Regions from separate parts of the Homo sapiens genome. Here region 1 is linked to region 2. Evidence: read pairs that join two places in POLR2A ChIA-PET (ENCODE). Cell type or tissue: OCI-LY7. All regions are shown on one strand. Links, peaks and the distances in the headings refer to the core of each region. The heading gives the core; the rest is flanking DNA. Region 1 overlaps LOC107985220 (a long non-coding RNA gene). Region 2 has its middle 56 kb from the start of VANGL2.

The links. Peaks named below come from ENCODE experiments on the same cell type or tissue, not always from the same donor. Only the 100,000 strongest peaks of a DNase experiment are listed, where the experiment ranks them.
Region 1: POLR2A ChIA-PET joins it to region 2 with 5 read pairs; 2 of 35 experiments call an interaction of 5 or more read pairs at or near these places.

Annotation. Positions count from the first base shown.
Region 1 is chr1:160,650,328-160,665,435 of GRCh38, reverse strand. It overlaps LOC107985220 (a long non-coding RNA gene), which reads right to left. Exons shown (of 2, transcript XR_001738266.2): 2 at 5,560-15,108. Among named protein-coding and RNA genes, the nearest start is that of SLAMF1, 11 kb to the right of the region's middle. RefSeq lists enhancers at 1-15, 11,748-11,907, 11,768-12,578, 12,579-13,389. In OCI-LY7, for the core only: no CTCF peak of the experiment used is centred there; DNase peaks (open chromatin) are centred at 11,595, 13,105 and 13,785; H3K4me3 peaks cover 2,941 bases; H3K27ac peaks cover 3,849 bases.
Region 2 is chr1:160,449,099-160,464,206 of GRCh38, reverse strand. No RefSeq gene overlaps it. Among named protein-coding and RNA genes, the nearest start is that of VANGL2, 56 kb to the right of the region's middle. RefSeq lists an enhancer at 10,765-10,814. In OCI-LY7, for the core only: no CTCF peak of the experiment used is centred there; no DNase peak of the experiment used is centred there.

The DNA.
Region 1 (15,108 bases), core at 10,776-14,775, 200 kb before region 2:
TATACCTAGTACCCAGAACCACATTTCAAGCTTCTGGGAGGTTGTGTGGTATAGGGGAAGGAGCATGACCTTTGGAGCCAGACAGCCTTGAGTTTGAGTTCCAGAACCGTCATTTACCAGCTTCTGAACCTCAGGAAAAGTAAACTTTCTAAACCTCGGTTTCCGTATGTGGATGATTTTTAAAATCAGGATTAAATGAGATAACCTCAATAAATCATTCCACATAAAGTCTGCCATACAGTAAGTGCTCAATAAGTATTAGTTGCCTTCCTCTGTCCCAAACTTCTCCTTCCTCTCTTCTGGGCTGGCAACTCTAATTTTAATGAATTAAGACAAGATCTCTTAGCTTAAGTTTCCCCAAGTGTAAAATAAGAGGGAAATGGTTGTATAACTCATATGACCCAGATCACGGCTTCTTTCTATTTTGCTTTTATCAATCTTCTCAATCAGGTCTGTGTACTGAGCACAAAGGCTGCCCATGGGTGTGACATGAACAACGGAGGTTTTGCTCTCAGAGGAAGTGGAGAGGGGTTGGGAGGTACCTGGGGAAATGCAAATTTCATGGCTAAGTAGGACTTCCCTAGGTCTGCTGACTTCCAAGATGCTTCTGAGGCATAATTCCAGTGATGATGTGAAGGTGTGGGGCCAGTTCTACCCCCACCAAAAAAGGCCACAATCAGTATATTCATTCCACAAACATTTTTAGCACTTGCTGTATGCCAGGCATTGTTAGATTGGGGAACCATGAAGGTAAATAGAGCATAATGAAACTCAATCAGGATATGGGTGGATTGACCTAAACCCAAGAGATTTGGTTTCTGGTTACGGCTTTTCAAAAACTAGCCATATGGTAAGTCCCTTAGAAGTTTTAGTCTCTAAGTATTAGCTTTCTTGGGGTGAAATGAAGGAGTTGAAAATATGACTTCTATATTTGTTTGCTTTCCTTCAGATTATACTTCTCCTCTCAAAGTCAGCTCTGTGTTTTCAAATAGCCCCTGGAAATCTCCATATGCATGAACCGTAAACATTTAAACTGACCATATCCCAAGCCAACAAATAATCTTATACCCCTTGCTCTCAATTTTGCCCCTAAGTTATCTCCACCTCTTATACTTCCTTTCTTAGAGAATGGCATTGCCATCTACTGGGAAACTGAACTGGAAGTGTAAAGGCCATAGTATATAGGCCACTCTCCTTCACAGCCCACATTCAATAAGTCACCAAACCCTGAAAAATCCACCTATGAGATAACTCTCCAATGGATCTCCTTCTCTCCCACCTCATTGCTACTTCTCCAGTTAAGACCCATCATTTCTTCAAATCTGTTCCTAGCCTGTAGGTCTACCTAAATTTCTCTCACACTAAGGCCAAAGTAATCTTTTCTTTTCTTTCTTTTTTTTTTTTTTTTTTTTTTTTTGACAGATTTTCACTCTTGTTGCCCCAGGCTGGAGTGCAATGGTGCAATCTTGGCTTACTGCAACCTCCGCCTCCCAGGTTCAAGTGATTCTCCCATCTCAGGCTCCCAAGTAGTGGGATTACAAGCACATGCTACCAGGCCTGGCTAATTTTTGTATTTTTAGTAGAGATGGGGCTTCATCATATTGGTCAGGCTGGTCTCAAACTCCTGACCTCAGGTGATCTGCCCACCTCAGCCTCCCAAAGTGCTGGGATTACAGGTGTGTAATCCCACCACGCCCAGGCAAGGTAATCTTTCTAAAGCAAAAATATGAACAGGTCACTCAGCTGCTTAAGACTTTTGGTGGCTTCCATCAAAGAATGAATGGCTTTCCAAGAATGTGTTTAATTATTTGTGCGCAAAAAGGAGTTTTGATCAGGTGAAAGGGGAGACACTGCCTCCTGTGGAAAGTCCTGGGTTGTGTATCCTTGCAGGAATGAAAGAAAAACAGATCAAAACAATGAGGAAGAGAAGAGAATAGCAAATATTGAGTGTTCACAATATAGCAAATACTGTACTTTATATACACTGCTGTTTTAACATTCAAAAGGCATATTAGGTATCTTTGCTCAGGTTTTCAAAAATCAGACTCTGAGATGGAGATTTGTGTGTGAAAAGTTTATGGAGGAGTGCCCATGAAATAATCAATACCTGTGAGGGAGTGAGGGAAGTAAGAGTGAGCAGAGGAAGAAGTTGAGCTGCGGATGCAGTTGCAACAAAGTCCTCAGCTGACTCAGTGAGGAGCCCTGGAGCTAGAATGACCCTCAGAGCTGTTGCAAACTGAGGCAAAAGGGGACTGGACTTTTATATCCTTTCATCAACCAGTTGGCCCAGTTGTTTGATGTGGGTTCCTCAGGGAAGGAACTGGCTAAGGGCAGTTCCTGGGGAGGAACTCAGCTGAGAGCTGTCAGCCACCAATACTTCCTGCATGGGGAATGACTGCTTTGGTCTTGAGGGGGAGATCGGAACAGCACATCATAGCATCCACTATGTGAGATAACTTGTAGTGCATTATTTTATAGATAAGAAAACTGATTTTCGCCAACACCATGACTTATCCAAGGTCGTACAAGTAATGAGTGAAATCCTTGTGGTTCTAATTCATATTTGTCTTCATGTTCCTTTAGCTACATATAACCATGCAATGATAACCTTTTTTGATGAAGCTAGCAGAAGAAAAGAAATAACTAAAATCAGAGCAAAAATAAATGAACCTGAGACAAAAAAAAAAAAAAACCTCACACAAAGGATCAAAAAAATAAAGTTGGTTGTTTGAAAGGATGAATAAGATTGATAGACTGCTAACTAGAATAACCAAGAAAAAAAAAAAGAAAAGATCCCAAATAAGCACAATCAGAAATGACAAAGGTGACATTACAATTAATATTGCAGAAATACGAAAGATCCTCAGAGACCACTATGAACAGCTCTATGCACACAAACTAGAAAATCTAAAGGAAATGGATAAATTCCTGGAAACCCATAAACTTCTAAGATTGATCCAGGAAGAAACTGAAATTATTAACAGACCAATAATGAGTTGCAAAACTCAATCAGTAATAAAAAAAAACTACCAACCAAAAAATGCCCAGAACTAGACGGACTCACAGTGGAAATCTACCAGATGTACAAAGAACAGCTGGTACCAATCTTACTAAAACTATTCCAAGAAATTGAGGAGGAGGGATTCTTCCTCAATTCATTCTATAAAGCCAGTATCATCCTCATATCAAAGTCTGGCAAGGGCACGACAGATAAAGAAAACTACAAGTTAATACTCCTGATGAACATAGATGCAAAAACCTTCAACAAAATACTAGCAAACTGAATTCAGCAGCACATCAAAAAGACAATTCATCAGGATTAAGTTGGCTTTACTTCTGGGATGCAGACATAATTCAGCATACACAAATCAATAAATGTGATTCACCACATAAACAGAATTAAAAACAAAAACCATATGATCATCTCAATAAATGCAGAAAAAGCATTCAATAAAATTCAACATCTCTTCATGAGAAAAACCCTCAACAAACTAGGCACTAAAGGAACATACCTCAAAATAATAACAATCCATGACAAAAACCACAGCTAATATCCTATAGAATGGGCAAAATTTGTAAGCATTCCCCTTAAGAATTGGAACAAGACAAGGATGTCCACTTTCACCACTTGTATTTAACTTAGTACTGGAAACCCTAGTCAGAACAATCAGGCAAGAAAAAGAAATAAAAGGCATTCAAATAGGAAAAAATAAAGTCAAATTATCTCTGTTCACTGACAACATGATCCTGCACCTAGAAGGCCCTAAAGATTATTCTAAAAGGCTCCTAGACCTGATAAAGAACCTCAGTAAAGGTTCAGGATACAAAATCAACATACAAAAACCAGTAGCATTTCTATACACCAATCACATTCAAGCTGAGAACCAAATCAATAACTCAATCCCATTTACAATAGCCACAAAATATAAAATACCTAAGAATACATTTGACTAACGAGGTGAAAGATCTCTATGAGGAGAGCTACAATACATGGATGACAGAAATCACAGATGAGACAGCAAATGGAAAAACAGTCCATGCTCATGGATTGGAAGAATCAATATCATTTAAATGTCCATGCTTCCCAAAACAATCTACGAATTAACAGAATTCTTATTAATTTACCATCATTTTTCACAGAATTAGAAAAAAAACAATTCTAAAATTCACATGGAACCAAAAAGAGCCTGGCTAGCCAAAGCAATCCTAAGCAAAAGAACAAAGCCAGAGGTACCACATTACCCAACTTCATACTATACTACAAGGTCATGGTAACCCAAACAGCATGGTACTGGTACAAAAATGAACACATAGATCAATAGAACAGAACATGAAACCCAGAAATTAAGCCATAAACCTACAACCAACTGATCTTTGACAAAGTCGACAAAAGTGAACAATGGGGCGAGGACACGCTATTCAATAAATGGTGCTGGGAAAACAGTCTAGTCATGTGCAGAAGAAAGAAAGTGAACCCCTACCCCTCCCCATATACAAAAATTAACTCAAGATGAATTAAAGACTTAAATGTTAGACTTCAAACTATAATAATCCTAGAAGAAAAGCTAGGAAAAACTCTTCTAGACATTAATCTAGGCAAAGAATTTATGACTAATATCTCAAACACAAATACAGCAAAAACAAAAATTGACAAATGGGAGTTAATTAAACTAAAGAGCTCCTGCACAGCGAAAGAAAAAAAAAATCAACAGAGTAAATACAACCTACAGAAAGGGGGAAAATATTTGCAAACTATGCATCCACCAAAGGACTAATATCCAGAATCTGTAAGGAACTTAAGCAAATCAACAAGAAAGAAACAAATAACCCCATGGTGTTAGTCCATTTTGCATTGCTATGAAAGAATGCCTGAGACTGGGTAATTTATAAAGAAAAGAGGTTTTTTTTGGCTGATAGTTCTGCAGGCCGTACAAACATGGCACCAGCATCTGGTGAGGCCTCAGGAAGCTTACAATCATAGTGGAAGGTGATGGGAAGCAGGCATGTCACATGGCAAGAGAGAGAGTGAGAGAGATGCCAAGCTCTTTTATACAACCAGCTCTTCCATGAACTCATTATTGTAGGACAGACACCAAGCCATTCATGAGTGATCTGCCTCTACGACCCAAACACCTCCCACTAGGCTCCACCTCCAACACTGGGAATTACATTTCAACATTTGGAGGTGAAAAACATCCATTTATATCAACCATTAAGAAGTGGGCAAAAGACATGAAGAGACACTTCTCAAAAGAAGATAGCAAGTGGCCAAGAAACATATGAAAAAGGCTCAGTATCACTAATAATCAGAGAAATGCAAATTAAAACCACAACGAAATACCATCTCACACATGCTAGAATGGCTATTCTTAAAAAGTGAAAAAATAACAAATGTTGGCAAGGATGTGGAGAAAAAGGGACACTATACACTGTTGGTGGGAATGTAAATAAGTTCAACCCCTATGGAAAACAGTATGGAGATTTTTCAAAGTTATTTTAGAACTACCGTTTGATTCAGCAATTCCACTACTGGGCATCTACTGAAAGGAAAAGAAGTAGTTTTATCAAAAAGACACCTGTACTCATATGTTTATTGCAGCACTATTCACAGTAGCAAAGTCATGGAATCAATTTAGGTGCCCATCAACAGTGGGCTGGATAAAGAAAATGTGGTATGTATACACAGTGGAATACTATGCAGCTGTAAAAAAGAATGAAATCATGTCTTCTGCAGCAACACGGATGCAGCTCGAGGCCATTATCCTAAGTAAATTAACACAAAAACAGAAAATTAATGATCACATGTCCTCACTTGCAAGTGGGAGCTAAATAATGGGTACATACAGACATAAAGACGGAAACAATAGACAGACACTGGGGACCCCAAGAGTGAGGAGCAAGGGAGTAGGGTAAGGGTTGGAAACTACCTATTGGGTATTATATTAACTATGTGAGTGATGGGTTCAATAGAAGTCCAAATCCCAGCATTGCACAATATACCCATGTAACAAATCTACACTTGCACCCCTTGAATCTAAAACGTAAAAAAAAAGAAACTTACTTGGCATAAAAATTTTATTAGCATAAGGTCAAACTTGAACCCTCAGATTCTTTGGGTGGCAGTATAAATTGTCCAAACATTAATCATTCAAGGAAGAGCAGAACTGGGCAATAGTGGAGCCAAATATCTAAGATCCCAAATAGAGAGCCATGAGTCTGTCAAATAGTGGAAGTAAAGTAGGAGGTGGGACTTGACTCTGGAAGCAGGGCTCAGACACAGGACCAAGTTGAGGACTAGCTGAAACAGGGCTGGAGTGGAAGCAGTTTTCCATAAGACAAACCCACCAGTGTACCATGTCAGTTTACCATTGCTATGGCAACACTCAGAAATTACCGCCCCTTTCCCTGGCAATGACCTGACAACCAGGAAGTTACCACCCTTTTCCTAAAAATTTCTGCATAAATTGCCCCTTAATTTGCATATAATTAGAAGTGGGTATAAATGTGAGTGCATAACTGCCTCTGACCTGCTACTCTGGGCACACAGCCTATGGGGTAGCCTTGCTCTGCAAGGAACAGTATATGTCCTGCTGCTGCACACTGTCACTTCGTAAAAGTTGTTGTTTAACACCAGCAGCTCACACTTGAATTCTTTCTTGGGCAAAGCCAAGAGCCTTCCTGGGCTAAGCCCCAATATTGGATCTCACCTGTCTTGCGTCAGAAATATCAGGGCCTGTGGAGCCTCAGTGTATAACTCAGGATAAGAAGAGCAGAATCATGCTTACGGCAGGCCCCTGATGAGTCTGTTTGTTGACCTGGGCCAGTGGCAAGAAATCTCCTGGGAGCTAGACAGGTCAAAGGGCGGAAAGGAGTGGGGAGAAAGAGAGCGCCCCAGGCCAAGGCTGGAGGAGTTTCTAAGAAGACGGGAAAGACTAAAGGAAGTCAAGAGTTAAAAATTCTTAATGATAAGTAGATTAGGATGTGGGGCAAGAACTTAGAAGGAATGTCATAAAGGGAGGGCATAGGATCACTGCTATTCTCTTTCCCTGGTCTCTCCTTATCTGGCCTTCTTGCCCCTAGATATGAAGGACTCCGATAATGGCTTTGCTAAACAGCATGTATCCTGGGCCAGTGTGGTAAGAGGCAGTAGAGATTATATCCAAGTACTGCGTCTGCTATTTATTTACTGCGTCACCTCAAGCAAGTTATTTAACTCTCTAAGCTTCAGTTTCCTCATCTGTGAATTACCTGTGGATAATAGTAAGGTTAAACCTGGTGCTGAGCTCTTGGAAAAGTTCAGCTGTACTGCTGTAGAATTTTCATCTTCTTGTAGTCCCATGACATACCATACTTCCGTGAGCAAGCCAAATTAAGGACCCATGTTCTTAAAATAGATTCTTGTGTTTTAAAGAGTTCAGTAAACAATATAGGAAGCAACGGTAATTGCTTGTCTTTCTCCCAGCCCTCTGTTCCAGGGAAGGATTTTCTTATGGAGTGGGAGTCTCATCCAGGAGAAATAGTAGATATTCTAAGCTGCAGGCGAAATGTCTCCACAGAAACTTTTGCTGGAGGTTCTGGCTGGAGGGAAATCCAAGAAGGACGGCTGGGTCTCAAAATGCCATCTGAGCATGCAGCACAATATCCCAGCCAGTTGGGGCCCAGACAAGACCAGAGTTCATTTTAATAGTCTTTATCCAGGTTCTGTCATCAGAACTGGGCATCATGAGCCATCCTTCTTAAAGACAAATACAACAGAAAAAGAGGCTGCCTCTTAACTGACTTATTCACCCCTGGGAAAATTTCTTAAGATAAAACGTACTCCTTGTTGTTTTAACTCTATGGTCTTGCTCAACAAAGCAAAATTTAGAAACAATAAAACTAAAGAAGGAAGTGTCTATCTCTGAGTATGATCTTTACTTCTTTTACTCCATAGAACGCTTTTCAAAATTTGACATTTTAAACAATCTCATGATCTTCATTTGTTCTTTTTTCGAGGAGAGATAATGAACACAATGTTCTTTAAGAAATTGTTCTTCATTAAACTAGGCAACAACCTGTGAGTCATTGTAACGTATTATGTTAAATTTAAAAAAATACAAAACTATGTGCAACCCAGTGACTGTAGTTACAAATGTTCTTCTGGAATGAATAACCCACTGAGGCAAGAAAAAACTTCACTTAAGCCGCTGCTTAGTAAAAGGCACTTGGTGTCTATCCCAGGCACCAGAATCTTAACTGTAATTATTATTCGAGATTAGCCTATCAGATGTTTACTTACGATGATACCCAGAGGCATTTTTTACTTGAAATTGTATAATAAAGCAAAAAGATAAATTGAAGCGACCAAGCCCGCCATACAGAATGAGAACCTCAGAGGTATTTTATACAATGAAAATAAACACTAACTGCATTTACTGTACTGTGTGATTTTGGTATTGTCTTCCAATCCCTCCACACGTGGATTCTGTGAAACTGCATCAGGTGTGGCCAAGGGTTCAGTTCACATTTTCATTCTGTTTCACATTTTCTGTTCTGATTCATAGTCTACATATATAACTCTTCCTGTTACATATTATACACTGATATTTTCTTTATGAAATGGGATAGTCTATGCTGAGAAATTTCAATTCTTTTATAACAGGACTTTAAAACACTTATCACATCAAATCCATCTCTCTCTTCAATTGCTAAAAGGTCTTAATAGTCTATAGTGTGTTTTTGTCCCTAATTTATGTTGCAAAGTTATTGTTGCCTCCAATAGAGATGCCCAGGAATGACATTCATTTGTAGGGTGCCTGAAGCATTCTGCTCCATGTCTCTGAGGAGTGTCCTTGATCTTGACAACACAGCAGAACTTCCTGTGCATCCCCAGCTCCAGCTTTATGGTGTTCGTCATTTAATTAATCATGACCACCTCAGGAAACCATAAAAAGTGATAGACACCAAATGCAAAATGGCTTTCACATGTCAGGCACTGCAGTGAACATCTTACTTGTATTTATGCCATTTACTTCTCCCAACAACCCTATGAGATTTTTTTTCATCTTAACTCTGTTACTGATGAGGCAAGTGTGGCTTAGAGAGATTAAATAACTTACCTAACATGGGATGATTTATAAATAACAGAATGGGGACGTGGGCCCAGGACTATCTGACCATGTAGCTAGAGTTCTAAACTCGTCTGCTGCCTTATAAAGAAAGGTTTGGAAAATTGCAAACTTGAAAGCAGTTGTGATAGTTAAAAAATGATGGCAGATTTTCCTTTCTTTCTTTTTTCCTTTTTCTTTTTTTTTTTTTTTTTTTGACAGGGTCTCACTATGTCACCCAGGCTGGACTGCATGGTACAAACATAGCTCACTGTAATCTTGAACTTCTGGGCTCAAGCAATCCTCCCATCTCTGCCTCCTAAGTAGCTGGGACTACAGGCATGTGCCACCATGCTTGGCTAATTAAAAAAAAACTTTTTTTTGTAGAGCTGGGGTCTCATTATGTTGCCCAGGCTGATCTTAAACTCTTGGCCTCAAATGATCCTCCTGCTTTGGCCTCCCAAAGTGTTAGGATTGCAGGCATAAGCCACTATACGTGGATCACATTTTATTTTCTTTCTTTTAAAGACATTTCCTTCAGTGCTATATTACATTTGTGATTTTTAAAAGAGGAGATGAATATTAGTTAGGGTTCTCCAGAGAAACAGAATCAACAGGATATATATACATAAAAAGATTTATTATGAGGAATTGGCTCATGTGATTATGGAGACTGAGAAGTTTCATGACCTGCTGTCTGCAAGCTGGAGATCCAGGAAAGCCAGTGGTGTAATTCCAGTTCGAGTTTGAAGGCCTGAGAACCAGGGGAGCTGATGGTGTAAATCCCAGTACAAGGGCTCAACAGGCAGGCGGGAAGCAAAAGGGACAAATTCCTCTTTCTGCCTTTTTGTTCTAGTCAGGCCCTCAATGAATTGGATGATGCCCACCACACTGAGGAGGGCAATCTACTTTCCTGAGTCCATGATTCAAATGCTAATCTCATCCAGAACACCCTCACAGACACATTCAGAAATACTGTTTAATCTGGCCACTTCATAATGCCATCTAGTTGACACATAAAATTAACCATTGGAGGATGGAACCCTAAAGTCAAAAAAAGACTACAATTCCTAAATATTTTTCTCTTAACTAGCAGTGTTATCTGATAAAGTCATTAAGTGGTAGACAATTAGATTTGTTACTCCATGTAAGTATATATATATCATTAAAGGATGTTTAGAATCACTATATTTTAAACCAATGAAATGGTTTTCTCATGGTCAGTGCTGGGGCAGGCACGTAGATGGAGAAGAGGTGGGTGGATGGAGAAGAGGCAAGTGGATGGAGAAGCAGGTGGATTGGGCTTCCACCACTCGGCTTCATCTGGAGTTACTTTCCACAATTCACCTCTCTCTCCAGTGGTCCCAGTTAGAATTCTTCACTGAAGATTTCTACCCTATAGCTAGCTTTTCCAAGCAGCTTAAGTGTCCTAGCTCTCCCCTCTTTCCTGGACTCACTTCAGGTCAGCCCACCTCTTTGGTGTGACGGTGCAGGAATCGCTGCTCTGGACTGCATAAATGGCCCATGAGTATCTCAGAGGGTCATTAGATGACTTCATGGAGCACACAGCCCCCATTTCCCCAGCTGTCTCTGTTTCTCAGGGAGGTCATTGGTTAGTTAAGGACCAGAACTATTCAGAGACAGAAATGAATTCTGCTTCCGATAGTGGTTATCCAGGGTTTCCAGGGTACTTTGCAAATTATCTTCTATCTACCACTCTGTCTAAGAACGCAGACCAGGGTTATGGGAGGCAGTTTTTGGAGCACAGAAAAGATCTGAGGCTGGTGACTTAATAGCCACTGTCACCAGTTCCTGAACCCTATTCCTTCCTAGAGGAGTAGAGTGGCATGGGCATTTCCCTTTCTTTAACAATGTATGCCAGTAAAAAGCAGGCTAGCAAATTACATGACTGCCGCATGAGGTCATTTGAAAGGTAGTAGGAAGCACCCCATTCCTACCATGAATGCTTCTAAAAATGCTGTGGAGAGAGTCTGTGAAGCAGTGACTCTTTCTCGGTCACAGTCACCCCTTAAGGGACATGAAGAATTCAGAGTCAGTTCAGCGCAGGCCCCAGGAAGGCAGGGATCCCCACATATTGGGTCTGGGGTCTGGAAGGATGGAGGAGCATCAGTGGAAATGACAGCAGTTTGAGAGGAAGTCCTCAGATGGCAAAGACCCTCAGATGTCTCTCCACTTCCAGATTCCAGTTCCCTAAAGCAGGTCTGAACTGCTGGAGGAGGTACTGATGTGAGACACCTGGTGAGGGCCTTGCAGTGGGCACTCCCAGCACCACAGACTGGATACGGGGAAGAAGGCACTGCCAGTGGGATTTTCAGCCCTCCTCCCCAGGCCTGATCACTCAGCTCATCCATCTGGCCAGGGAGCTGATGGCAGGCATGAACATTCAGCATAAAGGAGCTGAGTAGAGCCTGGGCCTGGATCTGGGCTAGAGCCACTTCAAAGCCCAGTTTTCTTTCCACTCTCCCCTCAACCCTAACAGCCCCAGCGCCACAACAGGGCTATCTGGTTGACTAGTCTGCTCAGCCTCCATATCAGCCATCTGCCCTGTGGGCTTCCTCATCTTACCCAGCAGGGTGGACCCCAGGGTGTTTTTTCCCAGTGCTTTCCCCAGGCCAGTTTTAGACTCTTCAGTCAGGTCTACTAGGAGAGGTTTCGGAGTTTGGGGAAATTCTGTATTTTCATTTTGGTTTTGCAGGTTTTTTTTTCCTTATCCAGATAAATGTGCTCATGATGAGCTCCATGTGGCCAGGTGATCTGGCCTTAGTGGCCCTTCTCTGTGGGGTCAGTTCATGCTATAGGGGACCTCTGGTCAGAGGCTGTGATGATGATGACCTTTGGCTGGGAAGCCAAGACACTCAGGAGCAGTCCAGACCAGACACTGTCAGGCAGGTGACGTTGGTGCCCGTAGCCACAGTGTCAGGAGAGAGAGTGGCAAGGCTTAGGGACCCATTGAAGAGTTTAAGAGGTAGGAGATGGCTTCCATGCATAACCCACTTGAGGTTTTTTGGGGAAGGCTATTTTCTACAGAAATATAGTCCTCCTCATTCTCAGGTTGGGGCTCTGCATCACCAAAGGGAAAGAATGGTGCTGAGCCACAGACACGGGAGGCCAGGATGGGAAATAGTGCTCACCTAGGATTCTCCTACTGCCCACGCTGTGGCCTGTGCCAGAAGGAATGTTTCACAGATAATGAGCCATTGGCCAATAAGAGCCTGAAGACTGTCTAAGATTCCTGCCCCTCCACACCTGTGGGCGTTTCTCGTCGGGTGGAATGAGAGACTTGAGAAAAGAAAGAGACACAGAGAAAAAGTATAGAGAAAGAAAAGTGGGCCCAGGGGACCAGCGCTCAGCATATGGAGGACCCGCACCAGCACCAGTCTCTGAGTTCCCTTAGTATTTATTGATCATTATCAGGTGTTTCTCAGAGAGGGGGATGTGGCAGGACAATAGGGTAATAGTGGAGACAGGGCCAGCAGGAAAACATGCGAACAAATGTCTCTGCATCATAAACAAGGTAAAGCAAAAAGTGCTGTGCTTTTGAGGTGCATATACATAAACATCTCAATGCCTTAAAGAGCAGTATTGCCTCCAGCATGTCTCACCTCCAGCCCTAAGGTGGTTTTCTCCTATCTCAGTAGATGGAATATACAATCAGCTTTTACACCGAGACATTCCATTGCCCAGGGACGAGCAGGAGACAGATGCTTTTCTCTTATCTCAACTGCAAAGAGGCCTTCCTCTTTTACTAATCCTCCTCAGCACAGACCCTTTACAGGTGTCACGCTGGGGGACGGTCAGGTCTTTCCCTTCCCGCAAGGCCATATTTCAGACTGTCACATGGGGAGAAACCTTGGACAATACCTGGCTTTCCTAGGCAGAGGTCCCTGTGGGCTTCCGCAGTGTATTGTGTCTCTGGGTACTTGAGAGTAGGGAGTGGTGACGACTTTCAACAAGCATGCTGCCTTCAAGCATTTGTTTAACAAAGCACATCCTGCACAGCCCTTAATCCATTTAACCTTGAGTTGACACAGCACGTGTTTCAGCGAGCACAGGGTTGGGGGTAGGGTTACAGATAACAGCATCTCAAGGCAGAAGAATTTTTCTTAGTACAGAACAAAATGGAGTCTCTTATGTCTACTTCTTTCTACATAGACACAGTAACAGTCTGATCTCTCTTTCTTTTCCCCACACTTGGTATAATGCAAGTGGTATGGTGAATGGATAGAGCACAGACTCTGGAGTCAGATAATCCAGGGTTTGAATCCAACTCTTGCATTTTTTTTGGCTCTGAGCCATTGAGCAAGTTATTTAGCAGCACTATACTTCAATTTGTAAAATGGGGATAACTACTCCTGCTTCTTACTGCTACCAAGATCAATGAAGTAACACTGTGGAAACCCCAGGCATCCAGGGAGTTCAATAGCAAGATTTCCTTCCTCCTTATTCTCTTGAGTATTCATGGTGATACTCACCAGGAAAAAGGAAAGAGCTCTGATCAGTGTCAGGATTCCCAAGTTTGGTCCAGATCCTGCCTTACAAACACCACCAGCTCCTTTGCAGGGCTGTTAGGAGGATCAAATAAGGCTGTGAATGTGAAGGCTTTTGAAAATGGCTTTGTAACTACAAGGCACTATCACCTGTATATCTTCTGTTGTTGGTCTGTTGACATCTGCTCTTAATAGCTCAAGGAAGCAGCTCAGTATACTAAATGTACTAACTGCAAATCTCTGGTTAGTCACATTGCCCCTCAGGTCCTGTATTAGTTTCCTGTGGCTGCTGTAAAAAATTATCACAAGCCTGATGACTTAAAACAACAGAAATTCATTCTCCCACCGTTCTGTAGGCACAAGGTCTAAAATTAACATATTGGCAAGACCTGCTCCTTCTGAAAGCTCAAGGGGAGAATCTTTCTCTGCCTCTTCCAGCGTCTGGTGGTCTCTGGTGTTCGTTGAATTGTGGCTGCATAGCTCTAGTCTCTGCTTTGTCTTTTCACATGGCCATCTTCTTTGTGTCTCTGTGTGTCCTTTTTCTATTTCTTAGAAAGATGCACTACTCTCATTGGATTTGGGGATCACTCTGATTCACCCAGTATAATCTCATCTCAATTCTTACCTTAATTACATCTGAAAGATCCTGATTCCAAATAAGTCCACATTCTGACGTTCCAGGTGAAGAAGAATTTGGGGGCAGAGAGGACTCTATATAGAATCCACTCTAGAACCTCAGAACCTTCATCTAAACCATTTCTGACCCTCATTCAATGTATGTTTTTATTTAGTTCTAGATTGCACCAAACAGGAAAACTCTTCATATAGTGCCTAGCATTAGCTCAGTTATCTGTGTAGAGGGGATCCAGGAGATCAGAGTGGAGAGGCCTCATAGCGAGTCTAGAGAAGGTCTAATTCTGGAAATGAGAGGAAGGGCAAAGTAAACAAGAGAATAAGTGTCTGTCTTTGAGAGAGGAAGGTTTGACATGAATAGACAGCATGCATTCCAGGAGCCGTGCAGCTTGAGGAGAGAACACCAGTCTTGAAATCAGACCTGGATCATTGGTTTCCCATTTTTACAGGATGCCAATATTCTCACATCATTTAGTTATTTCAACTGATATTTTATGAATACGTAGACAGTATGCCATTCACTCCACCATTTGGATTCTCAGTTATTGTAACAGTGGTGTGTTGGTAAATGGTTAAGAGCCAGATCTCTGAAAAATAATATATGCATATATGTAAATGAGCTTGTTATAAATTTTGCTTATACGAAGAATGTGTAACACGCAATTTATAAAATAAAATTTATTGTATTTTAATAAAATGTACAATCCTCTTTATTGTAAATTCCATATAGCCACAGATCTCACAGGCTGTTTGCTTTCATATTGGCTTAATTCATATCCACAGCCAAACTGTGTTTACAAGTGACAAAGGAATGTAGTTCCAACATGAATGTTGGTTAATGTCTTTTTTGAAGTTAAAGAAATGTGAAACAACAAAAACAT
Region 2 (15,108 bases), core at 6,771-10,770:
TCTAATTATCATGATCTCATCATTACACATCACAATGTACCCCATAAATATTTTTATTTATATTTTTAAAGTAATTCATCATCATGAAAAGGAATTTGGGAAATATAGAAGAATGTAAGAAGAATATGAATCATATCATATACAAAAAAAACACCTCATTTTATCCTCACAACAGCTCTGCGGTTTACGCACTATTATTATTTCCATTTTACAGCTGAAGAAATGGAGGCTTAGAAGCTAAATGACTTGCCCAAGTTTCCACAAGAGAAAGAAGTAGCGCTGGAACAAAATCCAGGTCTAAAAGCAAATTTCACTCTTTCAGTCAGCACACCATAGAAAGAATTGGATTTCCAAAGCCAATGTAATGGATGTGTGTTAATAAGATAGTCTGGAGAAAGAGCCCAGGAAGCTGGAGACCATTACAATTAGAGATCTATGGAATAACTTGGGTATAAGGTAATATGAAGTTAATCAGGGGAATAAAAATGGAGGAAAAGAGCAACCAAAGAAGCATTGACAAAACGCTGAAACTGATTGCACACAGGAAATAAGAAGGTTGTTCAAAGATGAATCCAAAGCTTCAGGCTTGGTGATTGTGGTGCAAAAATGGAAACTTGGTAGTGTGGATAGGAGGTTAGTTTGGGTGACTTTACAAGTTTGGTTATAAATAAGTTGAGAATGAGATGAAAACAGAACAGTAAGTGGAAAAGTGTAGCCAGAGGTATAATTTAAGCTTCCGGTTAATATTCTGACAACTCTGATAATTTAGGAAAGTGGTTGCAGATGGCTTTCTAAAACTCAAATGTAAAAATTAGATAGCAAATCTGCATGTATCCAGCATCCTTAAGGAACAAAATGATTTACATTAATGCATTTTTTAAGATAGCTAAAGTTTACTTCTCCAAGTAACATCTTTTTGTTGTAAACAGTTTTTATGAAAATCTGCCTAGACTGTTTTATTAACATCTCCCTTCTTAAATAGATGACAATAACTTATTTCACCATTTCTTGATGAATTGTGTTTGTATCTTATTAGGTTTTCCCTATCAGGACAACAGTAGTTACTTCTTTTGTCATAGAGTCTGTCTCTTATAATGCCAGTACTTTGTAACCAGCTGTTTCCTTTTTTCTGTGGTGTGAGAATACAATAACCTGGATTCTATATGAATAAGAGTTGGTAGGCTCTGAAAGACCACCCAAGGACTTCTCCTACAGAGCTTTAGGACAAAGGAATGGTGGTGGCCACCTTAGCAGATACGCTCTTATTTACTTACTGTTTCTCCTGGCCAGGGAATCTGAATGTCTACAATTTCTGGAAGTCCGGGGCAATTTCTGTAATAATTTTACAGGCACAACTTTTGGGCTCAGTTTTTGTACATATTGCCATACCAGCCCTGTTGCCAAGGGAGGAATGGGGATGGAAAAGTGACTAGAACCACTCTTCATTTGTCCAATATCCAAATGAAATAATCAAACCTTATCTCTTTGGGTCACTCTTAGTCATTTAAACCATTTTTAATATTAAATATTTAAACAAAATGTTTCTAGGTCTTCTAGCCTTCTGAGGTCACCCTTTCCTTCAACATTTAAATAAAATACCTCCCGCACCTTCCCACACCCAGTTGGAGACCTCCATCTGTGAGGATTGCTGGATGGGTGGGAAGGGAGCAGTGCTTATATTCTGCTGGTAGCCTCTCATCCATGTTGCTGCTCCCATATAATTTCCAGTCCCTGTTATCACCTCACTTTCTAGAACCATGTTTCTCTCCATGCTGCTTCATCAGAAGCATGGACCCAGCCATCAAAAGAACACCAACACAAGCCTGACGATTTGAGGATAAGGGCAGGAGACTACAGCAGAGGACAGACTAGGAAACAGATTAAAATTGAGTTATTGGCTGGGCGTGGTGGCTCACGCCTGTAATCCCAGCACATTGGGACGCCAAGGCAGGTGGATCTCCTGAGGTCAGGAGTTCAAGACCAGCCTGGCCAACATGGTGAGACCCCCATCTCTACTAAAAATACAAAAATTAGCTAGGCATTGTAGCACGTGCCTGTAATCCCAGCTACTCGGGAGGCTGAGGCAGGAGAATCACTTGAATCCAGGAGGTGGAGGCTGCAGAGATCCGAGATAGCGCCATTGCACTCCAGCCTGGGTAACAGAGTGAGATTCCATCTCAAAAATAAACAAACAAATAAATAAATAAAAGTTATTTAAATCACTGTCCTCAAATTCCTTTGGTCATCCCTGCACAGGAACTTTCTCTTTGGGTACTATTTTCCTTAGGCCCCAGCATGTACCCTTCCCGGGAGCCTACTGGGTCTCACTCTCCTTTTCTCCAGGTTCCAGACCCCCAAATCTAGTCACATGAGTCAATAGCTAAAATTTCAGGATTTCTGCAAGTTAGCTGTTAAGCATCCCGTCAGTAACTAAATGCTGATATTTAAATAAATTATATATTTTTAAAAGGGTAGTAAGTACTCAAATGCATCACTTCTTAATTATTTTACTATCCTTTACTATTCTATGCTCTTGAGAGGATTTACATCTACTGCACACACATAGAGGAAACACTATATAATGGTGCACATCTTTTCCTAACTCAGTGACTTGATGGAAATGCTACCACAGAAATGGACAAGTGCTACAAATCAGAGTTTTAGAGTACTTTGTATTGTTTGGTTGTTGTTGTTATTGGAGAGGTGATTGTTAAACGTTTACCAGCACAAAACTCCCCCACTCTTCCAGGAAAAAACTGAAACACACCTGTCACTCCAGACTCCAGTACACAGACCAATTTAAACTATTTTTACTCACAGTATATCTCTTTTCAGAACATGCTATGGGGCCTAGATCTGAACAAAGTGGCCCGTTAAGGAGTTTGTCTAAACCCAATAGCCTTCTACTTCTCAGATGAGTTTTACCAACATCCCTAAAATTTGAAACAGCTGCCATGGTTTTTTTCAAATAATCCATTTACTAATCTTTGCGTTTTCCTCTGTTTTCTTCAAAAGCATATATTGAACACAATATTCAGTGTTAAGATGCCTCATGAGAAGCTGGGGTGAAAGAAGAGGGTAGAGAAGTGTGTTGCAACTTTGGAAAAACTGAGTCTCCCTCAAAGAAGGGGGTTAGGAGGGTTAGAGTTAGAGTTGTTGTTGAAGAAAAACTCCCAAAAACAAAGCTAGTGGAAACTCTTTCTCTCTGAGGGGGATAATAAAAGTGAGGGGAGCACCCCTTCCATTGTTCATGAGTCATTTCCTGTTTTAATTCTTCCTGTTTGTCCTTGGTTTTTCCACAGTAAATGTCGACTCCACCTTTCACTCTTACCTCCCCTCCTGGGTCATGATGATCACGGCCCAGTATTGCGTGAACATGTTGGTGGCCTGAAAGCACTCTGAGGATGAAAACTGTTAGGGAGCCAGAAATGACTTCTAAATCTGCAAACTGGTCTGAACTGTTTCTTCCTTCTTTGATTTTATTTCTCTTTCCTTCTTTTTTCCTTCCTTCCTCATGATCTTCCCCCACGCCTCCCTTTCTATCCTTTCTTTCCTTCTTTTGAGTGTTGCTTTCAGTGCTTTAAATGTTTCTCCATTGGGAATTGCTACTACAAGGACAGGAAGTAAGGTTTTGAGCACAAGATTTTGACATTGGTCCACCAGCAGCATGAGAAAGAGACAAATAAGAGAAAGGAGCAAAACGGTGTTCCTTTGAAAGCGGAACCCTAAAAATGAAACTTCTTAGCCTTGTTTACCCTTATCCAAATAACTTCTGAGTAACTACCTCTGAGAATAATAATAGCTATCCTTGGTGTGGCTGCTTTCTTCTGAAGTGTTCAAATAACTAAAAAGAGCAGGAACTTTGTCGTGGGGCGCTCTGAGAGTAACGCTGGCCACTCCTTGCTGGCTGGCTGGCTGGCCCTGTGTGCTTTGCACCCCCTCTTCCAGCAGTCTCCCTGGCACAGTTTGACAGTCAGTAGCCAGCATCATTGTGATTGGCCAGCAACTGCGCTGGACCAGTTGCTAAATATTTTTTAGTCAACTTTGATTAAATTAAATAGTGTCTGTAAAAAGCCTATCACAGAGCCTGCCTGGCATATAGTAGTGGGTGTTTAAACATTTTTAGTTCTAACAAATTTTTCCTACCCACCCACCTTCAAACCTCATTATCAACACAGTTCTGTTGGGAAGCAGGGAAAAAAAGTATTATTATTATTCTTATGTGACACACTTACATAAAGGAAAATTTAGGTGCAGAGGTGAATGGACTAAGAACACAGTCGTGAGTCAGAGGTACCAGTGCTTGAACAAGACTCCCCATGCCAACTCAGAGCATTAACCAAAAGACTCAGGACTCTGGTAATCAATTAACAGTTTCAAAGTGGAACGAGCACTAACTTTGGAGTCAGAAAAAATCTGGGTTTAGATTTTTCTGCCACTTACCATGAGACCTTGAACAAATCACTTGACCTCTCTAAGCCTGTTTTCCCATGTGTAAAATGGGACCAATATACCTAAACGATTACGTGAGATAATGCATGTGTAAAAGGATTTAAAATGAGATTCTTTCTTGTTTAGTTTGAGCCCAGGCTCCAAAAATCAGTTAGCCTTGGTGTGGTTGCTTTCAAAACAAAACAAAACAATAGATGCTAAGCTCTCCCCACATTACAAAGCTTGCCCACTTTTTCAGGGATTGACAAAGGAGATGACCAAAAGCTGGCTTTGTGGCTCTTGGCACATCACCCATATCAGGAGTCGAAGTTGAAGAGAAGGAGGGGAGAGGATTTCTCCATAAAGAGTCATTGGAATGCTGTGCTACTATGGGGAAGGGGGGGCGCCCTTCCATGGGGAAGGGAGACTTTCCCTTCACTTCAAGCCAGCTGAATGAGCTTCAACAGGACCATAAGTGGAAGATCACTCAGAGTGACATTTGTCCTCTGGAGTTTGGCATATATAAGGAATGTGAAGACAGGCTGTTGATAGATGTGCCTGAGGCCACACAGCAGAGAAAGAATGAGGACTGACCATCTACAGATGGTAGGAAAACAATGCAGAAGTGTTTCCCAAGACCACACATAGACTTTCCAAGTCAGAGTTGGCCAGGAGTCTGTTTGAAAGCTCATTATAGAGTGATAACCATAACCAACTCTGGGAAGCTCAGTCCCGGAAGTTGAAGTGAAAACCAGCCAGTCACATAAGAAGCACCACCTACCTCACAGGAATTACAGTTAAAAGTTCCCAGCAAAGGAATCTTTGAAGAACCTAAAATATACCCCATGGGAAAACTAGCCAGCAATTGTACATCTGCTCCATTCCTGGTCACAAAGGCATATAAGCTGCACTTAAGCCTCTATTCCACATCCTTTCCTGACATGGCTCCCATGGTCACCTCTGGCTCCAAATTCCTGATTCAGTTGAATTAGTTCAGATTACAGGTCATTTGACCCCTTGTGGGTGTTTCCTTATTTGTTACCACCTTAAACCTAGGCAAGGCCCAGCATCCTTGCCATAATTTTCACCTAAACAGCCCGATGTACACAAGGCTGCTGCATGGATGGAACATTCTGGTTATACTGAATGTTTTTGAAAGAGGCATTGGTTTACACTGAAGCAACACAAAGTGGCAACTATCATTTTATCTTCCCATCAAGAATTTCCACCTCCTTTCTTCTCATTAAAGACCCTTAGCCCCAGGCAAAAACAGAGGTACATGACCTGTGTGGGATAATCATGGTGCTCTATTTCCCTGGCATTGACAAGGGATGGACATGTAATCCAAGCCGGGACAATTATAACACATCCTTGGAATTGTTATATGGATACTTAGAGAAAAAAGCTCTCTATGGTTGCTGAGCTGAGTCTGGCTGCAACCATGTCTCCTTTCTGTCTCTTTCACATGGCAAAGTCCTTTCTGTCATAGGAAAATGTGAGGTCAACATGGAAAGGGAAACAGAGTTAAGCAGAGATGAGAAAGATAGGAAAGGAAAGGATGGAGTGAGGGAGAGAAAGAGATTTGGCAGCGTTAATTCAAGTTTCTGTACGGTGTCTGCCGCTTTAGTTTCTATAATTCTTCCTTGGATGCAGCAAACAATCCTGGAATCTTTCCAAATGTTGTGAGCCACTAAGATCCCTTTTTTGTATAAGCTTCTTGGAACTGGGTTTATGTTACTTTCAAACACCAGAAACCTCAATAATACAGCAAAAAGTTTCCAATTAAACGTTGGGTATCTCTAACCTTAAAAGCCCCTTTTTCCATTCTATCCCCAGGGATTTTCACTCCATGTACCTCTCTGGTTTTATACCCTCTTAAGGCTTTGCTCCTTCCTCCTTCCCTTTCCTGTTTCCTCCTAGGATCAAAACCAAATTCCTTCCTTCCTCTGCTTATGCAGAACAATTCAGCCATTTTTTAAAAACTCTATTGGTTCCTGAAGTCCATGGCCACATCTTTTGCCATGAGTGGTTTATCAGGATATTTTCCCAAAGACAGTTCAATACAAGAAAAAGTCTTGAGCATTGTATTGGCTATTAGAGAAAAAAATCCAATCCATACAGTCTTTCTCTAACAAGTTTTTGGATAGTTGGTCAGGTAAATTATTTAAGTTTTCTCACCTATAAAGTTACATTTTAGAGTTAAAAAGTCTGTATAGATAAGCTAACCCAAGCCCTTTAATAAGATTAGAGAAGGTAAGTAGCTTGTCATGTACTATAAAGAAGTTAGTAGTAATGTCATGATTAGGACATTGGTGCCGAATTTTGGTCCAGGGCCTCAAGACCCCAGAAAAAAAGAACAAGCCTTTATGACTTGACTATTGTCATAATTTAGGTTGATTTCAGTTTGGAAACTTAGTATCCAAAAGAGATCTCCAAGCTTCAGTCCCTCAACTATAACATGGTAAAAAATAGATCACCAGTTCTCAAACACTTTTAGATATGGAATCTTTTCTTTTTATTTTATTTTATTTATTATTATTATTATTTTGAGACAGAGTCTTGCTGTTATCAGCCCAGGCTGGAGTGCAATGGTGTGATCTCAGCTCATCACAACCTCTACCTCCTGGGTTCCAGCAATTCTCCTGCCTCAGCCTCCCGAGTAGCTGAGATTACAGGCGCGTGCCACCACACCTGGCTAATTTTTGTATTTTTTTGTAGAGATGGAGTTTCACCATGTTGGCCAGGCTGGTCTCAAACTCCTGACCTCTGGTGATCCACCCGCCTCGGCCTCCCAAAGTGCTGGATTACAGGTGTGAGCCACCTTTTATTTAAGTGAAATCTTATACTGATGGGAAATAAAAATAAAATAATGGTAATAATAAACGTGTTAGCTCAGATCCTCCAGGAAGCAGATGCCAAAGATTTATTGGGGGAGATGGCTGTGAAGGAAAAAGAAGATAGAGATGGAGATGATAGGGAAACTCCTTAGACCATGTAGATGCGAACCCTGGGAAAAAGAGAGGAAAGGAAGAAGGATTAAGTAAGAATAGTCTCAGACTTCTGCACTGTTCTAAGATAGTTTCAGGCCAGGTGCAGTGGCTCACGCCTGTAAGTAATCACAGCACTTTGGGAGGCCAAGACAGAAGGATCACTTGAGCTCAGGAGTTCCAGACCAGCCTGGGTTACACAGTGAGACCTCATCTCTACTAAAATTCAAAAAAAATAGCAGGGCATGGTGGCACATGCCTATAGTGCCAGCTACTCAAGGGGCGGTGCAGCAGGGTGAGTGGGGGCTGGCAGTGCTGAGGTGGGAGGATCGCTTCAGCCTGGAACGTCAAGGTTGCAGTGAGTCCTGATCATGCCACTGCACTCCAGCATGGGTGACAGAGTGAGACTCTGACTCAAAAAAATAAAAGTGTCAGCCAGGCTGATGGGGAGTCCTCAAGTCAAAGTCACCCATCAGAAGAGTCTGCATCTTGCAGAAAAAGGTCTGCATTCACATTTGTACCACATTTAATCATTGGTTAGGAGCAGCCCATTAAAAGTCTGGCTTCAGTGGAAATACAAGGTAGAGTCAGAGAACAGCTGCTGGAGTCACCAATCAACTGCCCAAAATAAAAGGCCTGACATGTACTTTCATGGCTGCTTCAATTTAAAATATCTTTTAATTTTTTAAGTAGAAGGAAGGGAGGAAAAAATTGAAATAGTCACCGAATATTCCAAATTTGGTGAAACTATAAATTCTTATAACCAAGAAGCTCACTAAATCCCAATCATAAGAAATTTAAGAGAAGTATGCCAAGGAACATCATAATCAAATTACTTAAAACCATTAATAAAAACAAAAATTTAAAAGCAGACAGAGAAAAAAGACACAATATGTACAAAGGAAGAAAGGTAAAAATGAAAGCAGACTTCTTGGCTGGGCGCGGTGGCTCACGCCTGTAATCCCAGCACTTTGGAAGGCCAAGGTGGGTGGATCACCTGAGGTCAGGAGTTCAAGGCCAGCCTGGCCAACATGGCGAAACTCCATCTCTACTAAAAATACAAAAATTAGCCGGGCATGGTGGGGGGCACTTGTAATGTCAGCTACTAGGGAGGATTAGGCTGGAGAATCACTTGAGCCTGGGAGGGGGAGGTTGCAGTGAGCTGAGATCAGGCCATTGCACTCCAGCCTGGGCGACAAGAGCGAAACTCAGTCTTGGGGGAAAAAAAAAAAAAAAGAGACTTCTCAATGCAAGCCAGAAGACACTGGAGCAACATCTTAAAAGCAAGGAGGGAAACACACACACACACACACACACCTGTCAACATAAAATCCTATACTCAGTGAAAATAACCTTAAAAAAAAAGGTAAAATAAAGACTTTTGTAGACATACAGAAGCTGAAAGAATTCACCACAAGCATATCAGCGCTGTAAGAAATGTTACAGGAAGCCTTTCAGGAAGAATGAAAGTGATCACAAATGGTTTTATCAGAGGAGGTGGCACAGCTACCACTGAGCCTTTTCCTTACCCCTCTCCTGAGGTGCTCCCAGTGGGAACTTTGGAGATGCCTAAGGATGCCTAAAAACCACCTCAAGTTATTTCTAATGGTCTTTCCAGTTCTTGCCTTTCAAAATGACTTAATTCTGGATTGTATATTTTCTCTTGGGCATTTTGCCTATAACAGAATGAACACCCATCCAGTAATGATGAGTTAAGAGTCGTGAATGAGTTATGGTTTCATGATGCAAAGAGTCAGGAATCATAACTTAATGAGATGATAGTTCAGAAATTGTCCTTTTTTCCAGTGCTAGTGATAAATATCAAGTATTGTTTTGATCATCAGCAATCAGGGATGTGGCAGAGGAATTTCAAAGGGGAAGAATTTGTGCTAGAACTCAGAGTCAGGCAAAACTGATAGTACGAATCAGGGCGTATAGTAGTTGAAAGCATACTGAAGTTGACTATTGGGAAATTGAGGGCTAGGCCAGCTCCACACAGTTGCGCAAGTTTGAGACTCATTCTTCCCTCTGGACCTCAGTTTCTTCATATTGGGATGTTAGCTAAATGACTCCAAAAACCCTTCCAAGTCTAACCACCTGTGATTCTACAAGTGTGACTGAATTCAGGCTAGTCTTATACTGCCTCCGTCTACCTCACTCTTCTTCATCTGACTAGTTACCAGCAGGGAAATCCCTCCAACCCCAAAATAACCATTATTTTCATAATTCAACTATTAAAATGAATAAATTTTAAGTTTGAAAATCTCTCTTCAAACTGTATATATTGTATAATGTCATTGAAAAGGCAAAACTATAATGACGGAGAAGTCATCAGTGGTTGCCAGAGTTGCAGGTGGGGAGAGAGGATGACTACAAATTGGTAGCACAAGGGAATTTTTGAGGGTGATGAAACTGTTCTGCATCTTGATTGTGAGGGTGGTCACAGGACTATATGCATTTGCAAAAATCCATGAAACTATATACCACAAAGAATAAGTTTTACTGTATGTAAATTTAAAACTAACTAAATAATTTTTTAAAATAGGGCAACAGCTTTGGTAGTGATTTACATCCATGTTTAAGTGTGCATCATTTTAATATATTCTAGATAATTTTCCAGGTATTAAATTTAACTTCTTATTTGAATATCTAGCCTCTTAAAAGTGTATAAATTATTAGCATACACTTTAAACCTATATAATGTATGTTTTAAAATAAATACATTGTTTTCAAAATATGGCAGTTATAGTCTTAAGAGACTTTCTAAAAACAGATTTATTGAGGCATAATTCCCATACCATGAAATCATTGGTGTGAAGTATTCAGTTCAACGATATTTAGTAAATGTATCCAGTTGGACAACCATCACCACAGTCTAATATTAGAACATTTCACCATCCCAAAAAGATCCCTCATGCCCATTTTCAGTTTAGGAGACTCATAAAAGTAGAAGAGCAGTCAATCTGCTAGTAAATTTGCTAACACAGAATCACGACATTTTTAGTGTCGGAAAGCTCTTAAGGCCACCTTAAACTCCCATCACCTGTTTAAATGCCTCTGTAACACGTCTGATGGGTAGTTACCCAGCCTAGCTAGACAACGTCCGGTGATATCAGCGACTGTCTTGTTTAACACTCATTTCATCCTCGGCCAGATCTATTTATTACACAGTTATTCCTCACTTTGAAGCACTGAGGCTTTATATGAGTAATCCCCCATACACTCTGAGAACTACATTAGTATCCAAGAAAGGTGGCAGGAAATGTTTAAAAGGAATTATTTTTGAGCATTTGAGGTTCAAACAGAAAGCTGATATAAGTAAAAGAAGCCTGCCAGCTTTAAAGCAGAAGCAAAGGCCAAGGGAATTGAGTACAGCATTCAAAGATGGGCTGGCACTGGTGGATGGCTATGGAGCATGTTCTGGGTAAAGGACAAAGAGCAACAGAGTAAAAAGTTAGGAGACATCAATGGGAAAGTCCAAGGGACCGCATAAAACCGTTCAAGGCAGCACTTTGATATCAACCGTGTCAAGAGGCCCTATCGGTAAAGTAGACCAAAATCACTAAAACTAAGATTATTTACATTTTGGTATATAATATCTTATTCTGGCCCGGCATGGTGGCTTACGCCTGTAATCCCAGCACTTTGGGAGGCCGAGGTGGGTGGATAACTTGAGGTCAGGAGTTCGAGACCAGCCTGGCCAACATGGTGAAACCCCATTTCTACTAAAAACACAAAAATTAGCCAGGCATGGTGGCGCATGCCTGTAGTCCCAGCTACTCGGGAGGCTGAGGCATGAGAATCGCTTGAACCTGGGAGGCAGAGGTTGCAGTCAGCCAAGATCACACCACTGCACTCCACCCTGGGCGATAGAGTGAGATGCTGTCTCAAAAAAACATATCTTATTCAGCAAATTTACTCACTTTTTACTAAGTTGATAATAACTTGCATGATTGATCCTTGTGTATTACATTGGGTGAGTGAAAAGACAGAAGGAGAAGTCATAATCCTGTAAACCACCAAGAAATGCAAGGACAGGCCGGACGCGGTGGCTAATGCCTGTCATCCCAGCACTTTGGGAGGCCGAGGCGGGTGGATCACCTGAGGTCAGGAGTTTGAGACCAGCCTGGCCAACATGGTGAAAACCCGTCTCTACTAAAAATACAAAAATTAGCCGGGTGTGGTGGTATGCCCCCGTAATCCCAGCTACTCAGGAGGCCAAAGCAGGAGAATCGCTTGAACCCGGGAGGCGGAGGTTGCAGTGAGCTGAGATCGGGCCACTGCACTCCAGCCTAGGCGACAGAGCGAGACTCTGTCTCAAAAAAAAAAAGAAAGAAAGAAAGAAAGAAATGCAAGGATAGCAAATATGCTAGGTGCCTGGAAAATTACAATCTGGAAACAAAATTACCAAGGCTGGATTTATGATCCCAGTCCTCAAGCATTTCACAGTCCAGAACTTCTTTAGAGACAACATGGTATCATGGGAGGAATACTGGAGTAGATGCAAGAAGGCATGTTCCCTGATAGTGTACTTGTGTGTGATCCTGGCCAAGTCTTCTAACTTCTCTGAACCTGAGCTTTTTAATTTGTACAATGAGGATTAGGAAAGGTAAACGAGACAGCTGGTAATATCTGTTCTAAAATTCTGATTGTGTGCCCCTGGACAAACACAACTATTCCTTGTCATTTTTGCCTCCTTAGTAGGTAGGTTGTAAGAGTCAAGTGAGATGTGTGTGAAAGGTCTTTGAAACCTTAAGAAGCTATGCAAATAAGATGTGGCAGAGTGGATGCCTAGTGAATGCCTATACAGTTGTTTCCATTTAAAAGATACTTTATTATTTACAGGTATAATATCTGATGTGATCTTCCCAACAAGTTTATAAAGTGAGGTAGCTATTGATATCCTCATTTGCTAGTGGAGGAAACAGGTTCAAAGAAGACGTATTGTTTTAAGCTTCAAAGTGACCCCAGGGGCAGACTGGGTGGCTCTTCGCCCTTTCTCATAAACTTCTCATCAACTCTCATCAACTAAGAGTCCTCTTTTCCATTTCCTCCTTAGATACATCAGCGCTGTTCTACCCAAAGCAGGAAGAAATCAAATATTTACTTAGTACTCACTCTAAATAGTCTCTGTAAGAGAAACTGGAGCTATGGAAAGGAAAACCAAAAAGATATTTAGATACATATAGTCACACAGAAAGATGGTGACAGAGTCTCATTTGAATTTTAGAAGTGAAAGAGATAGTGTAGCTCATGTAGCCCAACAAATAAGAAAACTGAGAACAGGATCACACAAAAAATAGCTAAAGAAAGGATGGAGAACCTCTTGCTTCCAGCTTAGTATGCAACTTCTGCAGGTACTACTCCTTTAGTTCACTGCCCAAATTATTTGCTTAGTGACTTGAATTTTCTCCTTCTTCTCCCCAGGTATCAAAGCCTGAGAGTCAACTATTCATAACAGTTACCAAACACGCAGCTCTGATTTGCATGACTTGGGACGAGGCCACCGATGGGGACACAGCATCCAAGGGGACTTACAAGGCATGAATGGGTAGTCTGACTAGAGTTAAATCAAGGAAGTTAAGAGATAATACTGATTACACTGTAGTGTTTTCATGATACTACATCTGTAAAATAACCACATAGAAAAAATAAACGGAGGAGAGAACAAGTACATAAAGTTAATCATCAATTGTTCTCAAAAGTGAACAGGGGACAGTGATTACCCCACTGGAAAAAGCCACGGAAAACTGATACATAACAAAGATAGCAATGCGTATCAGTAGGAAAACAATGGATTTTTAAAAATAAATCACACTGGAACAACTAGACCTCCTCCCACTACCTGACGCCATACACAAAACTCAATTCTAAGAGTATGAAAGACCTCAATGTAAGAGACAAAAATACAAAGATTTTAAAAGGCAATATAGGAGAATATCTTCATGATCTTGGCATAAAAAAGGATTTCTTAAACAAGACATAAAAAGCACTAATCATACACATACATTAAATTTTTAAAAATCCTTTTACTTAAAGAAACCATAAAGAAAGTAAAAACCAAGCCACAACTGGGAGCAGATATTTACAGTATATGTAACTGACAAAGGACTAATATCCAGAAACATGTAATGAATTCCTGTGAACACACACACACACACACACACACACACACACAGAGAGAGAGAGAGAGGGAGACACATGAACAGCATTTCCCAAAGGGCAAAGAGGAAATCCAAATGATCACTGAAGATACGTAAAATTGTTCACCCTCTTTAATAATCCAGGAAATGTACATTAAAATCACAGCGAAGGATCACTACACACCCCTAGATGACAAACACATTAAAATTAATAACGCCAAGTGTAAGAGAGGATGTGGAGCAATGGAAACTTGGTACCTGCTGGGTGCAGAGTCATTTAGTGTAAATGGTTTAGCTTTGTCTTCCACTCAGTAAATCTACCCATAAATATGTACACTAGACTTGGAGGGATTTCTGCCATCTGCACCGGGAGACACATGTAGGAATGTTCACGGGAGTGTTGTGCTAATTAGCTAAAACCCAGAAACAACCAAAATGCTCTTCAACAGTAGAATGAATAAGTACACTGTGATTTATTCACAGAACGGAATATCATACAACAACAATAAAAACTATAGGCCAGGCGCAGTCGTTCACACCTGTAATCCTAGCACTTTAGGAGGCCAAGGTAGGCGGATCACGAGGTCAAGAGATCAAGACCATCCTGGCCAATATGGTGAAACCTCGTGTCTACTAAAAATACGAAAATTAGCTGGGCGTGGTGGCATGTGCCTGTAGTCCCAGCTACTTGGGAGGCTGAGGCAGGAGAATCATTTGAAGGCAGAGGTTGCAGTGAGCCGAGATAGTGCCACTGCACTCCAGCCTGGCAATAAAGCAAGACTCCATCTCAAAAAAAAAAACAAAAACAAAAAAACAAACAAAAAAAACCCTATAAATGCATACCCACAGCTTAGCTCCCACTTAAAAGTGAGAACATGCAGTATTTGGTTTTCTGTTCCTGAGTTACCTCGCTTAGGATAGTGGCCTCCAATTCCATCCAAGTTTTTTCAAAATACATTACTTCATTCTTTTTTATGGCTGAGTAGTATTCCGTGGCATGTATATACACCATTTTCTTTATCCACTCATTGGTTGATGGGCACTTGGGTTGATTCCTTATCTTTGCAATCATGAATTGTGTTGCAATAAACATACATGTGTAAGTGTCTTTATTAATATGACTTATTTTCCTTCCTACTGGGTAGACACCCAGTAGCGGAATTGCTGGATCCAAGTGTAGATCTAGTTTAGTTGTTTAAAATATCTCTAGATCTGATAAATGAATTCATCAAATCTTAAGGTTACAAAAATTAATGTATACAAGTCAATAACACTGCTATACACCAACACAACCAAGCTGAGAATCATATCAGGAGCTCAATCCTATTTACAATAGCTAGCAAAAAAAAATACCTAGGAATATACTTAACCAACAAGGAGAACCACAAAACACTGCTGAAAGAAATCATAGATGACACAAACAAACATCTCATGCTCATGGATTGGAAATCTAAGAGAGTGGTGTAATGGACATTGGAGACTCACAAAGGGGGAAGTTGGGATGAGAATAAGGGATGAAAAATTATCTATTGGGTACAATGTACACT